2 separate regions of the Homo sapiens genome follow, and region 1 is linked to region 2. A link is a loop called in an ENCODE intact Hi-C map of the cell type or tissue named here. Cell type or tissue: Calu3. All regions are shown on one strand.

Region 1 (8,000 bases), 270 kb after region 2:
TTCCCGTCCCCTTTCCAACTCTCCTCTTCGCTGAGAGCCGTTTTCATGGCTCAATAAAATTCTCTGCCTTCAGCATCCTGCAATCATCTGTGTGACCTCATTTTTTTTTTTTTTTTTTTTTTTTTTGAGATGGAGCCTTGCTCTCTGCCCAGGCTGGAGTGCAGCGGCGCAATCTTAGCTCACTGCAACCTCTGCCTCCTGGGTTCAAGTGATTCTCCTGCCTCAGACTCCCGAGTAGCTGAGATTACAGGTGCCCGCCACCACACCTGGCTAATTTTTGTATTTTTAGTAGAGATGGGTTTCACCATGTTGGTCAGGCTGGTCTGGAACTCCTGTCCTTGTGATCTGCCTACCTCGGCCTCCCAAAGTGCTGGGATTACAGGTGTGAGCCACCGTACCTGGCCCAAACCAATGTATTTCTTAAATATATTTGATTGCTGTTTTGTACCTCCCTAAAATATATAAAACCAAGCTGTACCCAGACCGCCTTAGGCACATGTTCTCAGGACCTACTGAGGGCTGCGTCACGGGCTATGGTCACTCATATTTGGCTCAGAATAAATCTCTTACAATATTTTACAGAGTTTGACTCTTTTTGTCAGCACTGCTATAACAAAATACTACAGACTGGGTGGCTTAAATGAGAAATGTATTTTCTCACAGTTCTGGAGGCTAGAAGTCTAAGATCAAACCTGTCCAACCAGACCTGTTGACAGTTTTAGTTTCTCTTGAAGTGTCTTTCCTTGGCTTGTAGGTGGCCATCTTCTCACTGTGTCCTTACCTGGCCTCTCCACTGGCACGTGCATCCTTGGTATGCTTTTGTTTTTTTTTTTTTTTTTTTTTTTTGAGACAGGGTCTTGCTCTGTTACCTAGGCTGGAGTGCGGTGGCGTGATCCTGGCTCACTGCAGCCTCAATCTCCCAGGCTCAAGCTATCATCCCACCTCCGCCTCCCAAAGTGGGATTACAGGTATGAGCCACTGCACCCAGCCCCTTCCCCTTCTTATAAGGACACCAGTCATATTGGAGTTAAGCACACCTATATACCTTCATTAGCCGTATTACCCTTTTTAAGACCTTATCTTCAAATACAGTCACATTCTAAGGTACTAGGGGTTAGAACTTCAACATTTAAGTTTTAGGATGATTCTGTTCAGTTTGTAACAATGATCTTGTGTAATCCCCTCCCCTTGAGTGTGGGATGGATCTAGTCACTTGCTTTTAATGAATCAAATATGGCAAAAGTGATGCTATGCCACTTTTGATATTAGGTTACAAAAGACTGTGACTTCTGTCTGATTCAGTCTCTCTCCCTGGCTCTTTTTGCTTGTTCTGATGCCAGCAAGCTGCCATGTTGTGAATTGTCCTAAGGAGAGAGCCACATAGCAAGGAACAGAGGGTGTCCTTCAGCCAACTGCCAGCAAGGAACTGAGGCCCTCATTCTGACAGTCTACTAGGAATCCTGCCAACAGCCATGTGCATGAGCTTGGCAACAGAGTCTTCTGCAGTTCAACCTTAAGATGACTGTAGCCTTGGCTGACACCTTGATTGCAGTCTGGTGAGAGGCTTTGAGCCAGAGGATCTAGCTAAACTGCACTGGCATTTCTGACCCACAGAAACCATGAGATAATAAGTGTTGTTGTTTTAAGCCACTGAGTTTTGGGGTAATTTGTTACAAAGCAATAGATAGCTATTATTATTGTTTATTGTTATTATTTATATTATTTTATTTTATTGTTATTTATTGTTGAGAACAAATAATAGTTACCACCCATGACTAAAGTTGGTCCTTTGTATCCATGGGTTCCACATCCATGGATTCAACCAACCATGCCTTGAAAACTACAACAAAAACTACCCCCAATAATAAAAAAAATACAACAATGAAAAATAATACAAAATTTTCTAGGCTCTCAGGCCTCCCTGGTAAAATAAAATAAAAAAAACCCAACAAATTAAAAAATACAGTATAACAAATATTACATAGCATTTACATTGTATTTGGTATTATAAGTAATCTAGAGATGATTTCAAGTACGTGGGAGGATAGTACATAGGTTATGTGTAAATATTTTATATAAGGGACTTGAGTGTCCATGGATTTTGCCACCTGAGGGGGTCCTAGGACTAATCCCCCATGGATACTGAGGAATGACTGTATTTATGTATATACAACGCTATATTTTTCCATATATTATTTCCTTAATCTTCACAACAATCTTTTAAAATCCTGTTTATAGACAAGGAAACAAGTCTAAAAGGTATTAGATGTTATGCCCTAGTTCATACATCTAAAAATGATAGATCAGGGATTTGAACCCATAGGCTGACTCCAGACCTGGCACCAGGAGAGTCTACATAATTTATGGGGCCCTGTGAAAAACAAAAATATGGGGCTCCTTGTTTGAACATTGTTCAAGATGGTGACAGCAGAGCATTAAACCGTGGTTAGGGTTATTTTGAGTACAGGGCTCTCTGTGCCTGCGCAAGTTGCTTTCCCACTGAACTTGCCCTGCCAGCACTCTTGCTTGCTACGCAATATTGCCTCCCATCTATAAATAGGAAAATATTTCAGATGAGGGTCCTAAAGCCAGTTGGAAAAAATGACAGGATCAGGTGTCCTCATTCTAAACCTACAATTTATTTCTCTGCATCACACTGCCACTCTAGGGCAGTAAACTCACACTCTACCTAACACCTTACCTGGGCTTGAACCTCCTGCAAGATCTTCACACTGATGGACTATTCAGCCACGTTGCTAGGAACACTGATGCCCTTCCTGCTTGAATGGCCATATTCTAGCACATGTTCTACTGAGGGCATATTGCCTGCATAGGGAAGGGGCACACAGCACCAGGGAGCACTGCACCCAATTCCAGTACCATCTGGTGAGCTCTTTGCTATCTAGGCAACTATTTCCTTGATGGCTTCCTGTCAGTAAAGGCAGGCAGGATGGCAGATGGCAGTAAAGAGTTAACGCAGCAGGCCTGGGTTGTCCAAACACCACACATTCCAAATGTCTTTAGGACCGGACTTTGACCACCTGCTGATAAGCTCCAAGCCCTTGTAAAATCCCACCATGAGAGTTTATTTGTATACCTGAGGCCATGGGCCCTTCTGGATATTATATATTAACAATGTAATTTAAGATGAACACCTGTTTTTGTTGTTTTTTTGCCTGAGGGCCTAGGCCACTGCCTTACCAATTTGACCTCTGAGGGCAACTAGAGACTTACATTGTTAAGGTTAGTCATGTGGTTACTCCATAAAAGCCCTGGATACCAACCTTTGGGTGAGCTTTTCTAGTAGGCAACACTTCACATCTATTGTCACACATCATTGCTGGGAGAATTTAGCACTGTCTGTGCAACTCCATTGGGAGAGGACAACTGGAATCTTATACCTGGCCTATGCCCTTTGTTAATAATGACTGAGATTTTTTTTCAGGATTAATGAAAACATCAAACCTCAGATTTAGGGAATTCCCTTGCTGATTTTAAACTCTATCCTTGCCATGTGGACCTCTCCATAGGATAATTCACAGCATGGCAGCTTGCTTGCATCAGAACAAGCCAGCAAAAAGAACCAGAGAGAAAGAGAGGGAGATATTTAGCAAGACAGAAGTCAGTTACAGTCTTTTGTAACCTAATATCAAAAGTGGTATATCACTTTTGCCATATTTGATTCATTAGAAGCAAGTGACTAGATCCATCCCACACTCAAGAGGGAATTACACAAGGTCATTTTGTTGTGAAGATGAGAACAATGACTTCCAAGCTCTTTAAATGTTGGACTGGGAACTGGAAGTCCCCATTACACTACTAAATTAATACACATTCGCTTCTTTGTCTTGTTAAAGAAATATGGATTGTGAGTGGAGTCTTCCAGCTTTCAACAATGGGAGAAATATTTGTTATGATGAGCAAAACAAAATACAAGAATGCAACATATTTGTAGTCTAATTTTTTTTTAGCCCTGAATTCAGAGCTTCAAATATAATGTAATCTTAACATGTTTCTTTTCTTTTTCTTTTTTTTTTTGAGACGGAGTCTCACTCTGTCGCCCAGGCTGGAGTGCAGTGGCGCGATCTCGGCTCACTGCAACCTTCGCCTCCGGTTCAAGGGATTCTCCTGCCTCAGCCTCCCGAGTAGCTGGGACTACAGGCGCCTGCCACCGCGCTGGGCTAATTTTTTTTGTATTTTTAGTAGAGACTGGGTTTCACCGTGTTAGCCAGGATGGTCTCGATCTCCTGACCTCGTGATCTGACCTCGTGATCCGCCCGCCTCGGCCTTCCAAAGTGCTGGGATTATGGGTGTGAGCCACCGCGCCCGGCCAACATGTTTCTTTAAAAAGCACAGAAATAAAACTAGAAGGAAGTATTCCCAAAGATTAACAATGAGTAAATATTGATCTTAATCATAGTATATTGGAGGATATTAGCTCTTCTTTCTTTTTTTAATTTTTTTACAACCTTAGCATACACCAGAGGATGCTCTTATTTTTGGTTTTATTTTCTACATTGAGCATATATGTCTTAAAACTTCCAAAAAATGGAAAAATATGTTTTCCCCTGAAGTTGTCATGGAATAAGGAACAAGGTTTCTTAATTTGGGAGCATATGCTTACTGAAATGGCTAATTTTATTTATTTGTTTTTAGAGACAGGGTCTCACTCTGTCACCCAGGCTGGAGTGCAGTTCTGTAATCATAGCTCACAGGGCCCTTGAACTTCTGGCCTCCAGCGATCCTCTGGCCTCAGCCTCCAGAGTAGCTGGGACTATGGGTACATGCCACCACACCCAGCTATTTGTTTTTATTTATTTATTTATTTATTTATTTTTTATTTATTTATTTAGTAGACATGGAATCTTGCTATGTTGCCAAGGCTGGTCTTGGACATCTGGTCTCAAGTGATCCTCCTGCCTTGGCCTCCCAAAGTGTTGGAATTACAGGCATGAGCCACTGTGCCCAGTCTGGCTTATTTTAATATGTGGTAATTACTGCTGACATGTTAGGAAGTATGCTGAAGAAACATGAGCCTCGTCCTTGTTGCTATAAATTGACCATTCCCTATTGTGTTTGTCTTTGTTATCTCTAACCAGTAGAGTGAATAGTGTGATGATGTGAAAAGGTTTGATCTGTACTGGCTGTTTCCCAGTCTCCCTGGAAATACCAGCAAGATAAATTCCCCATTGTGCTGGATGATTGTGAGTGAGCTACAAGCAGAACTTGATATGCTGAAACATAACACAATTTGTAAGACATTACTGAACTTCTTAGGCAAAAGCAGATATCAAAGTATATGTTGATTAAATGCATATTGCTGAGATTTTCTTCCCCTGAAATTCACCTACCCAGATGATAAGTAATTGCACCACATCTCCTACTTTCCCTGTTAATTCTAGAAGTCTGTAAGAGACGTGCTTTGTGTTACTTCATCTTACTGCTTCTATCCTTTTGTAAATTACCAAAGATCACTATTAATTTGAGCTCATGACATCTTTCTGATATTTTCCTTTGGTACATGTGGAACTGAGTGATAAATGTGGTTCTTTGTCATGAGCACTATGGTCGTAATACCTTCCATTTATATTTGTCCCTTCCTTTGATCTCTTCTTTCCCCTGTGCATCCTGAATCACTTCAGGCCCCCATCTCTCTTTGGCAATCATGATTCCTTCCTGTATTTGCCCCTGTTCTCCCCATCTCATGCCAGCCTTCACATTGTCTTTGGTAAACTTCCTCAGACATGCTGTTCACAAAGCTTAGATGGCTCTGCACTGCCTGGCTGTCATGTTCAATCTCACAGAACGCTATGGTGTCCCAACCTGTCCTCATAACCCCATTCTCCACTGTGGCACCTCATCGCAGGGTGCGGTCAAGCTGGAGTTCTTCATATCCCCAGAACCATCATTCCTCTGCATCGTGGCCCTCACTCTTTCTTGGGTCTGGGAGGCCCTCTCCTCATCTCTGCTGACAGCAATCTTACTTGTCTTTATGACCTGCTGCAGCATGAGACACTCATGAGGTCATCTGTGATTCTTGCTCGACCCTCTGCCTCAGGCAAATCAAATTTTCTTTTCTTTTCATTCCTATTATTATTTTTCTTTATTACTAATATGGCAGTCAATCTCCTATTTGAAGTACAGTTATTCTCATGCATGCTTATTTCATCCACAAATTTCCAAATCTCCACAAAGATCAAAACTACCATTGTCATCTGTGTCTCTTCAAAGTGCCAGACAGGTGTTGTTGTCATTGATGAATTAGCATAGCACTTAATGATTTACAGAGTGCTTTGACAAACATCTGTTCTCTCATCTGCCCCAGCCAAGTCTCACAGGTAGGCTGAGCAGGTATTATTGGAATTACATAGATGAAGCCACTGGGGTGCCAAGAGATTGTGTGCCAAGAGCTTAGTTGCCAATCGGTGTGGACAATAACAATTGGATGCCTGCAATTTATCTCATTTAATCTTCATATCAACCATATGGGGAGGGTAGTGTCACCTGTGCTTTACAGGTGGGGAAACTAAGGCCCAGGGACACTTGGAACAACTTTCCTAATACCCTAACTAGATTGTGACAGAATGGGGGCTCACAGCCAGTCTGCCTAACAAGTAGCACCTACCTTTTTCCACTGAGGGGTACTCCATTTCTCTAATTTGGCATTGAAGATAATTAAATATGAGATTAGCAAGTGTGGCTTCTCTTTAACGTTTAGTCTACACCTCTTGGGGCAAACATGGGTGTCTGATCATTTGGGGACTGTGGACTTTGGAAGCATCGCCCCAGGACCTCGGTGTCCAGCAGGGGGAGTGGGAGAGCAGCATCTATCTGGTAAGAGGTATGAGCTCCTGTCCTGGTGCTGGTGGCTTTGCTGTCTTAATATCTCACTTGGCTTCTGGCTGGTAGTTCAACATCAGTGGTTTGCTATTGTTTTCCCTTTGCTACGAGGAAGGCCTCTGCCATTACTGTTGACCTGTCTTAGATGGCGCGAGAATTGATGTCACAGAGAAACGCTGTCTTTGATTCCCTGTGCTTCATAGGGCAAATAGAATGAGAAGCCACATGGGTTAAGAAGCCCACCTGAGAAAACATGGTAGGACTATAGTATGTGTTGTCTTGTCTTTTCTGGAACAAGGGCAAGCACAAATAAAAATAGAACATGGGAGATGGTATAAACTAGTGGGGAGACTGGGCCCCTGACAGGCAGAGTGTAGAAGGCAGATGGTGGAGGTGGGCCAGGGGAGGGGCACAGAAGGCTCAGGAGGCAAGTGGTGAGGCCACAAGGGTCCAGGCGGGTAGCGATGGGCTGAGCGTGGTACTGCATGCCTTGGCAGCTGGTGGGTTATGTTTGGCCTGCAGAGATAACATTGAAGTAGAGATGGCAGGGATACAGTTGCGGTTGAAAGCTAAGTAAGGATGCAACAATGTACAAAGCTCCGAACTGTGGCTGGAATTGGGCTTTGAGGCAGGGAGCTGGAAGTCTGGAAAGATGAACTGGGGCCTGGCATTGAGCTTGTCAGCATGGGGTTAGGGGAATGCTTATGGCATGGAGGAGGGGATGTACTCATAACCCTGAGAAGGCAGGCTGATGCTGGCAAGCAGGTAGTGGTGAACGCCTAAGGAGGATGGCACCAGAGAGGACCATGGCTTGGCAGAACTTGCTGCAGGAGTCCTGCACCTCTCTTTTCAAGGTGCCCATCTGTAGTGCTTTCTGAATCCAGCTCCCCACATTGTTTGTCCTCTGGTGGGCCTGCAACCAGTTCTGTTCTAGAATTACTTGCTTAGTGAAATGTTGGTAGATGACACATTGCACTTTGATGGTAGGAGTGGGGGCGATAAATTTTGGAATTAAAAATTCTTCCAGAGCCAAGCAAATACAGCTTTTTTGGCCAGTGCCTGGATGGAAGGAACAGACACAAGTGCACAGCAGTGTCACGTACATTACCTCACAGAGGAGGTATTTTGAGATAGGAGCCATGCTTTACGCCCCCTCAAGT
Region 2 (8,000 bases):
CTTTCTTTCTCTTTCTTTCTTTTTTCTTTCTCTCTTTCTTTCTCTCTTTCTTTCTTTCTTTTTCTTTCTTTCTTTTTTCTTCACATAGGGCAGAGTCTTTTCCTTAGACACAAACCAAGCTCATTGAATTGCATCAGACAAAAACCATATATTTTAACCTGAATAATAGGAACAGTTATGGCTATAATCTTGTCCTATAATTATTATTATTTTTTCTGATGGCTAAGGTTAGACCTGCTCAGTAGTGCTCAGTAGTGAAAACAGGAAGTTGTTTTGTGAAATTTTTATTATCACAGACTTAAACTCCAAACAACTCAGACCAAAAGATAAACTGCTGTCCTGAAATTGCTCAAGCCATTGCCCAAATGTCCACTTCCCTTTGAGCTTTATAGAGATGGCCGAAAAATACTTTAGCATTGGTAGGCACTAGGGGTTCTGATGAGTACTTATAAGGATCACAATTTGCTAGGCTGCCATTCTGCTTTGGGATGAAATGGTAATCAATTTTAGAGCCTAAGACATTTTACAACTTAACTGACAAACCAAAAGCAATTTTCAGTTTTTCACCAGGATCTGGGGACTAGAATTCCCTACCACACTATTAAACATTTCTTGGCAGCGGCTCGTGGGATGTGCCTGTCAGCTCTTGGCAGAAGCTATAATAGAATCGTCCTTCTTCCCTCTATCACTCTAGCAATTCACAGTCGATTTACAGTACTTTCTGGGAAAGGCAATTCTCAGTCCTAAGGGACATCAAAATGAAAAGCACACCAAATGAAGTGTTTAATTTCATCAACCCGAGGATTAAGTAAAAAGTCATTTTCTCCTTTAGGCTCATAATAGAAAAATAGCCTTCTGTTAGAGAGACTTAATTATGTGAGCACTTATAAAATAAATTCCTGTCATAGATTATGTGTCATTTAAAATTGTAACAGAGAAAAGTGTTTAAATGTAAACTTGGTTGTTGATGAAAAGAGTCAAACTGTAAAATATTTTAAGAGACTTATTCTGAGCCAAATATGAGGGAGCATGGCCTATGACACAGCCCTCAGGAGGTCCTGAGTACACGTGCCCAAGGTGGTCGGGGTACAGCTTGGTTTTATATATTTTAGGGAGATTGAGACATCAATCAAATACATTTAAGAAATACATTGGTTTCATTCAGAAAGGTGGGACCACTCAAAGTGGGAGCTTCCAGGCTATAGGTAAATTTAAACTTTTTCTGGTTGACAATTGGTTGAGTTTATCTGAAGACATCGGATCAATAGAAAGAAAATGTTCAGGTTAAAGGATTGTGGAGACCAAGTTTTATTGTGCAGAGGAAGCTCTCAGATAGCAGACTTCAGAGAGAGCAGGTTGTAAAATGTTTCTTATCAGACTTAAAAGGGTCCCTGGCTCTTAGTTGATTTTCTCCTGGATCTGGGAAGGGAAGAAGGAAAACAAAGGGGAAAGGGGCTTCTCTATAGAATGTGGATTGTTCCCACAAGAGACTTTGCAGGGCAATTTCAAGATATGGCAAGGAAATATATTTTGGGGTTAAATATTTTGATCTTATTCCTTGTCTCATAGTGTTATGCCAGAGTCAGACTGGAAAGTAAGCCACGATATGCAGGGTTAAATAACACCCGTCTGATGAGAATTTACGGTTTGCAGGGCATAACTCCCCAGGCCCCTTAGGTAGGAATTTGGGCAAGATAAAAAATCAAAGCTTAGTCTTCATGGTCAATTCATCCTTTATGGACTGACATACATTTTTTAAAAAGTAACAAATAGATCCTAAAATATATTTCAAAAGAATAGAAGCTTATTTCTCTTTTAAATGAGTGGACTATGTTTTTTTTTGTTTGTTAATTTTGTTGTTTTTGTTGGTTTTTTTTTGAGATGGAACCTCGCTCTGTTGCCCAGGCTGGAGTGCAGTGGTGTGATCTTTGCTCACTGCAGCCTCCACCTCCTGGGTTCAAGTGATTCTCCTGCCTCAGCTTCTGGAGTAGCTGGGATTACAGGAACATACCACCACCCCCGGCTAATTTTTGTATGGACTATGTTTTAAAGCAGTTTTAGGTTTACAGAAAATTGATTGGAAGGTACAGAGAGTTCTTATATATCCCACTTTGCAGCCTCCCAGGCCCACTCCCCACCTTCCCCTTCTTTATGATTTCCACCACTATTCACATCTTTCATTTGTTACACGGTACATTTATTACAATTGATGAGCTGATATGGACACATTATTATTAACCAAAGTCCATAGTTTACATTAAGATTCACTCTTTGTGTTCTACGTCTACCAGCAAATGTATGACATGCCTCTACCATTACTATCATACAGAATAGTTTTACTGCCCTAAACATCCCTTGTGCTCCAAGTTATCATCTGTCCCTCTCCTCAAACCCCTGGCAACTACTGACCATTTTCTGTCTTCATTGTTTTACCTTTTCCAGAATGTCATATCATTGGAATCATACAGTATATAGCCTTTTCGGACTGGCTTCTTTCACTTAGCAATATGCATGTAAGGTTCATCCGTATATTTTCATGACTTGATGGCTTTTTTTTCATGTCATTGCTGAATAATGTTTCATCATATGGATGTGCCACAGTTTATGTATTCATTCACCTGTTGAAGGATACCATGGTTTCTTTTGGGGATTGGCAATTACGAATAAAGGTGATATAAACATTTGTCTGCAGAGTTTCCTGTGGATATAAGTTTTCAACTCATTTGAGTAAATACCAAAGAGCATGATCGCTCCATCATAGAGTAAGATGTTTAAAATTTTTTAAGACTTGCCAAACTGTCTTCCAAGGTGTCTGGACCATTTTGTATTCCTACCCAGCAGTGAATGAAAGTTCCTTTTGCTCCACCAAATCCTCACCAGCATTTGGTTATGTTAACATTTTGAATTTTAGCCATTCTAATAGGTATATAGTAGTTTCTTATTATTGTTTTATTGATTTTATGCATTTCAAAGTGTATTAAAACATATTTCTACCTCCTGTATCCAAGGTTCTTAACCTTGAGTTGAGAGATGGAATTCAGGACCTTCATGAAGTTGTGTATAAAATTGTGTGTGATTTTCTGGATAATGAGTGGAGCTTATTTTTATCATTAGAATTTAAAAGAGATTTATCACAAAGACAAAGTACCTTTGTTTTAGACCATTTTATTATTATTGTTTTAATTTAAATCACTTTTAACAGTATTGTTTCAATTTAGATTCTGTGCTGTTTGAAAAGTTAGGCCATAGGCAATTGCACTTATAATTATCCAACAGATTTCTGGGGAATCGTTAATGTAACAATCACAATATTAGACACTGGAGATACAGAGCTCAAGAAAATATGATATCTGTTCTTAGGAAATTCATACTCATGTAACTCCTGTTATCAGCCAATAATCAAAGAGGAAGAAGAAAGGCTGCCCTGTCATTCTGATTACTTCTGGGTGCTCAGTCCTGATTGTGCCAGTAGATGTCACTGTAGTGTAGGACAGCTAACCTGATCAGTTAACCTGAAGGCATGGAATTCAGAAATCTCTCTCTTTTTGGTGCATGATGTACATTTTAAAAAAGTAATGTAGATTTTTTTCTTACCGACACAGACACAGAGCTGACATGAGTATAAAATTGTAGTTATTTAAAAATTTAGAGGATATTTTGAAGCCTAACTAAAAATATTTCTGCAAAAGAATATGCATAGCCAACAATATTATAATTTAACATATAATGTTTTAAGCTGGCAATTTGAAACTTCTAAGCTTTCATCATGATTTTAAAGGTAATTGGAGGATTCACATTAAACAAAAAGCCCAACAACAACCATTACTTATATTTGTTAGCATCTGGCATTTCTCTTGTAAAACCCAAAGACAAATTGAATACTTCTAGTAAGAGTGAAAGATTTAAATTTTAGCCTCTATGACATATATGTTATTTCAGAGATTCTTCTATTCTGAAACAAGAAGAATTCTGTACAAGGAAAAGCTGAACTAAAAATCAAAAGTCTTGCTTTAATTTTTAAAGTGCTTATTCATTAATCAAATAAATTATGCTCATACCCAAGATTTTTTTTTCTTTTCTTTTCTTTTTAAACGAGATAGGGCCTTGCTCTGTTGCCGAAGCTGGAGTGCAGTAGTGCAATCATAGTGTTGCAGCCTCAATCTTCTGGGCTCATGCGATCCTCCTACCTCAGCCTCCTCAGTAGCTGGGACTATAGGCACATGCACAGGCACATGTCCAGCTAAATTTTAAAATTTCTGTAGAGATGAAGTTTTACTATGTTGCTCAGGCTGATCTCAAACTCCTGAGCTCAAGCAGTTCTCCCGATTTGGCCTCCTAAAGTGCTGGGATTACAGGTGTGAACCACTATGACCGGCTGAATTTTTTTTGAAATAAAAATTTGAGTAGCAGTTGTATAGACTCAGACTCAATTACATTTAATGTTTTTTTTTTTGTTTTTTTTTTGGCTAGTCTCAAACCATTAAGGACCAATGAGATAAACTAATATACATCATGCTGAGGTGTAGGAGTTTTTCTTTATGCTGAGGAGCTAATATTCTGGATCCAATCACCCAATGAGAATGTCTAGCTTACTTTTTAGCATCCATATCCCAAGGAGGGTTTGTCAATGCAAACTCCTTTTCATATACAAAATCACTCTGAAGAGGTCTTTTGTTTCTAAATGTTCACCAATTAAGTGGGTGGATATTTAAAAGCTGTCTAATTTGTACTGGGAAGGTTGGCATGGGAAGCTCATTTTATGAGCCAGCATTACCTTAATATTGAAACCAGACAAAATAATTACACGTAAAAAAACTACAGACTAATATCCCAAATAAACATAGACCCCAAAATTCTCAAGAAAATATTAGCAAATTAGATGCAGCAATAAATAAAAAGGATAATGCATCATAACTAAGTGGGATTAATTCTAGGAAGGCAAGGTGGCTCAATATTTAAATCTAAATTAACGTAATTCATTATGTCAATAGATAAAAGAAGAAAAATTATAGGATCATCCCAATAGATGCAGAAAAAGCACAACAAAATTCAATATTCTTTCATGATAAAAACTGTAAGAAAATATCCTCAACTTAACAAAGGACATTTATGAAAATCCTATGGCTGACATCATTCTTAATGGTTGTCTTAGTTTGGTCTGTGATATCGTTTGGTGTGTCCCCACCCAAATCAATCTCATCTTCAATTCCCATGTGTTGTGGGAGGGACCCAGTGGGAGGTAATTGAATCATGGGGACAGGTCTTTCTCATGCTGTTCTTGTGATAGCAAGTAGGTCTCATGAGATCTGATGGTATTATAAGGGGGAGTTTCCCTGCACAAGCTGTCTTTTTGCCTGGTACCATCCATGTAAGACGTGACTTGCTCCTTGCCGTCCACCATGATTGTGAGGCCTCCCCAGCCACACGGAACTGTAAGTCCATTAAACCTCTTTTTCTTTCCAGTCTCAGGTATGTCTTTATTAGCAGTGTGAAAATGGACTAATACAGTCTGCTGTGACAGAATACAGATTGAGTAGCTTAAACAATAGACATTTAGTTTTCACAGTCTGGAGTCCGAGAAGTCCAAGATCAAGGTCCCAGCAGATCTGGTGTCTGGCAAAGGCACTCTTCCTTCTTTGCAGATGGCTGTCTTCTCATTGAATTCTCACATGGCCAAGAGAATGGTGAAAGACTAAGTGCTTTCCCCTAAGCTCAAGAATAAGTGAAAATTGTCTACTCTTACCACTGCTATCACCTTACCAGAGGTCATAGACAGGGCAATAAGGAAAGAAAAAGAAAAGACAGAGATTTTAAATGAAGAAATAAAACTGTTGCTATTTATAGATGAGAATCTGTAACATAGGAAATCCCAAAAGAATATACAAAATGGCTACTGGAATTTATAAGGGAGTTTAGCCAGGTTGTGGGATACAAGCTCAATATTCATATATCAGTTGTATTTATATATATTCATAATAAAAAAAGGAAATTAAAATTTAAAAATCACTTTGCAGTAGCACTCAAATTATTAATTACTTAGGTATAAGTCTAACAAAATATGTGCAAACTTTATATGCTGAAAATTAAAATATTGATGATAGAATCACAATCTTTAAAGAAAGAAGTATCTGTGTTCATGGATTGGAAGACTCAATATTGTTAGGGTGCCAGTTATTCCCAAGTTGATTATAGATTCAGTGCAATCCTAATAAAAATTTTAGCAGATTTTTTCTTTTATAGAAGCCAGCAAACAACCGAGCACAGTGGCTCACACCTGTAATCCCAGCACTTTGGGAGGCCAAGGCCGGCAGATCGTGAGGTCAAGAGATCGAGAGAATACTGGCCAACAAGGTGAAACCCCGTCTCTACTAAAAATACAAAAATTAGCCAGGTGTGGTGGCACGTAGCTGTAGTCCCAGCTACTCAGGAGGCTGAGGCAGGAGAATCGCTTGAACTTGGGAGGCGGAGATGGCAGTGAGCCAAGATCACGCAACTGCACACTTCAGCCTGGTGACAGAGAGAGAATCCGTCTAAAAAAAAAAAAAAAAAAAAGAGAAACCAGCAAATATACCCTACGTTTATATGGGAAAGCAAACCGGCAAACATACCCTACATTTATATGGGAAAGCAAAAGATAGTCAAAAATTTTTGCAAAAGAAAAAAGTTGGAAGACTCAACACTGCTAACTAATTTCAAATCTTACAAGCCACAGTAATCAAGCCATTATGGTATTGATCAAAGGATAGAAACAGATGAATGGAGCACACGAGAGCAGGAGTTGTCAAATTATGGCCTCCAGGACTAATCTCACTGGCTGTTTCTGTAAATAATATTTTATTGAAATAAAATAATACTTCATTAAAATACAGCCATGCTCACTTATTTACATGTTGTCTATGGCTGCTGTTGTACTATAACGGTAGAATTGAGTAATTGTGACAGAGACTGTATGGCCTGCAAAGCCTAAAATCTTACTTATCTGTCGCTTTAGAGGAAAAGCTGGTGAACACTTCAAATAGAATCCAGACATAAAACAACATATACATGGTTAATTGAATTTTTTTTTTTTTTGAGACGGAGTTTCACTCTTGTCCAGGCTGGAGTACAGTGGCATGATCTTGGCTCATTGCAGCCTCTGCCTCCCGGGTTTAAGTGATTCTCCTGCGTCACCCTCCTGAGTAGCTGAGATTACAGGTGCATGCCACCATGCTGGCTAATTTTTGTATTTTTAGTAGAGACGGGGTTTCACCGTGTTGGTCAGGCTGGTCTCAAACTCCTGACCTCAGGTGGTCCACCCAACTTGGCCTCCCAAAGTGCTGGGATTACAGGCATGAGCCACCGTGCCCAGGCTGTTAATTGACTTTTGACAAACATACAGAGGTAATTTAATGTAGAAAGGATAGGCTTTTAAAAAATGCTGCTGCAACAATTAAACATATGTGTGTAAAAATACGAACCTCAATGCATACCTCACACTGTGAGGGCCTTTAGGCAGAATTATCTACTTCCTCCCTTAAACTTAACTCAAAATGGATCTGAAATCTAAGTGTAAAACCTAAAACTATAAAACTTCTAGAAGAAAACACATGTGAAAATCTTTCTGAGCTTGGGTTAGGCACAAATTTCTTAGCATCCAAAAAGCACAAATCAGGAAAAAAAAGTTGACAAATTGGAATTAATCAAAATTAGAAACATCCACTCTTCAAAGGACACTGTTAAGAAAAATGAAAGAGAAGACACAGTCTGAAAGAAATATTTGTAAAACACTGTATAATAAAATACTGATATCCTTAATATGTAAAGAACTCAATAATAAGAAAATGGGCAGGGCACAATGACTCACACCTGTAATCCCAGCACTTTGGGAAGCCGAGGTGGGCAGATCACTTGAGCTCAGGAGTTCCAGGCCAGCCTAGGCAACATGGCAAAACCCTGTCTCTGTTTAAAAAAATACAAAATTAGCTGGGTGTGATGACTCAGGCCTGTGGTCCCAGTTGAGG

Evidence for each region. Peaks named below come from ENCODE experiments on the same cell type or tissue, not always from the same donor. Only the 100,000 strongest peaks of a DNase experiment are listed, where the experiment ranks them.
Region 1: a loop joins it to region 2, with 4 times the contacts of the local background. A loop is called at or near these places in 17 of 110 quality-filtered maps.

What each region holds. Positions count from the first base shown.
Region 1 is chr7:22,781,618-22,789,617 of GRCh38, reverse strand. No RefSeq gene overlaps it. Among named protein-coding and RNA genes, the nearest start is that of TOMM7, 37 kb to the left of the region's middle. RefSeq lists an enhancer at 7,074-7,574. In Calu3, CTCF peaks have their summits at 6,602 and 6,802 (motif pointing right); DNase peaks (open chromatin) are centred at 3,017 and 6,817.
Region 2 is chr7:23,051,257-23,059,256 of GRCh38, reverse strand. No RefSeq gene overlaps it. Among named protein-coding and RNA genes, the nearest start is that of HYCC1, 41 kb to the right of the region's middle. In Calu3, a CTCF peak has its summit at 3,499 (motif pointing right); a DNase peak (open chromatin) is centred at 3,456.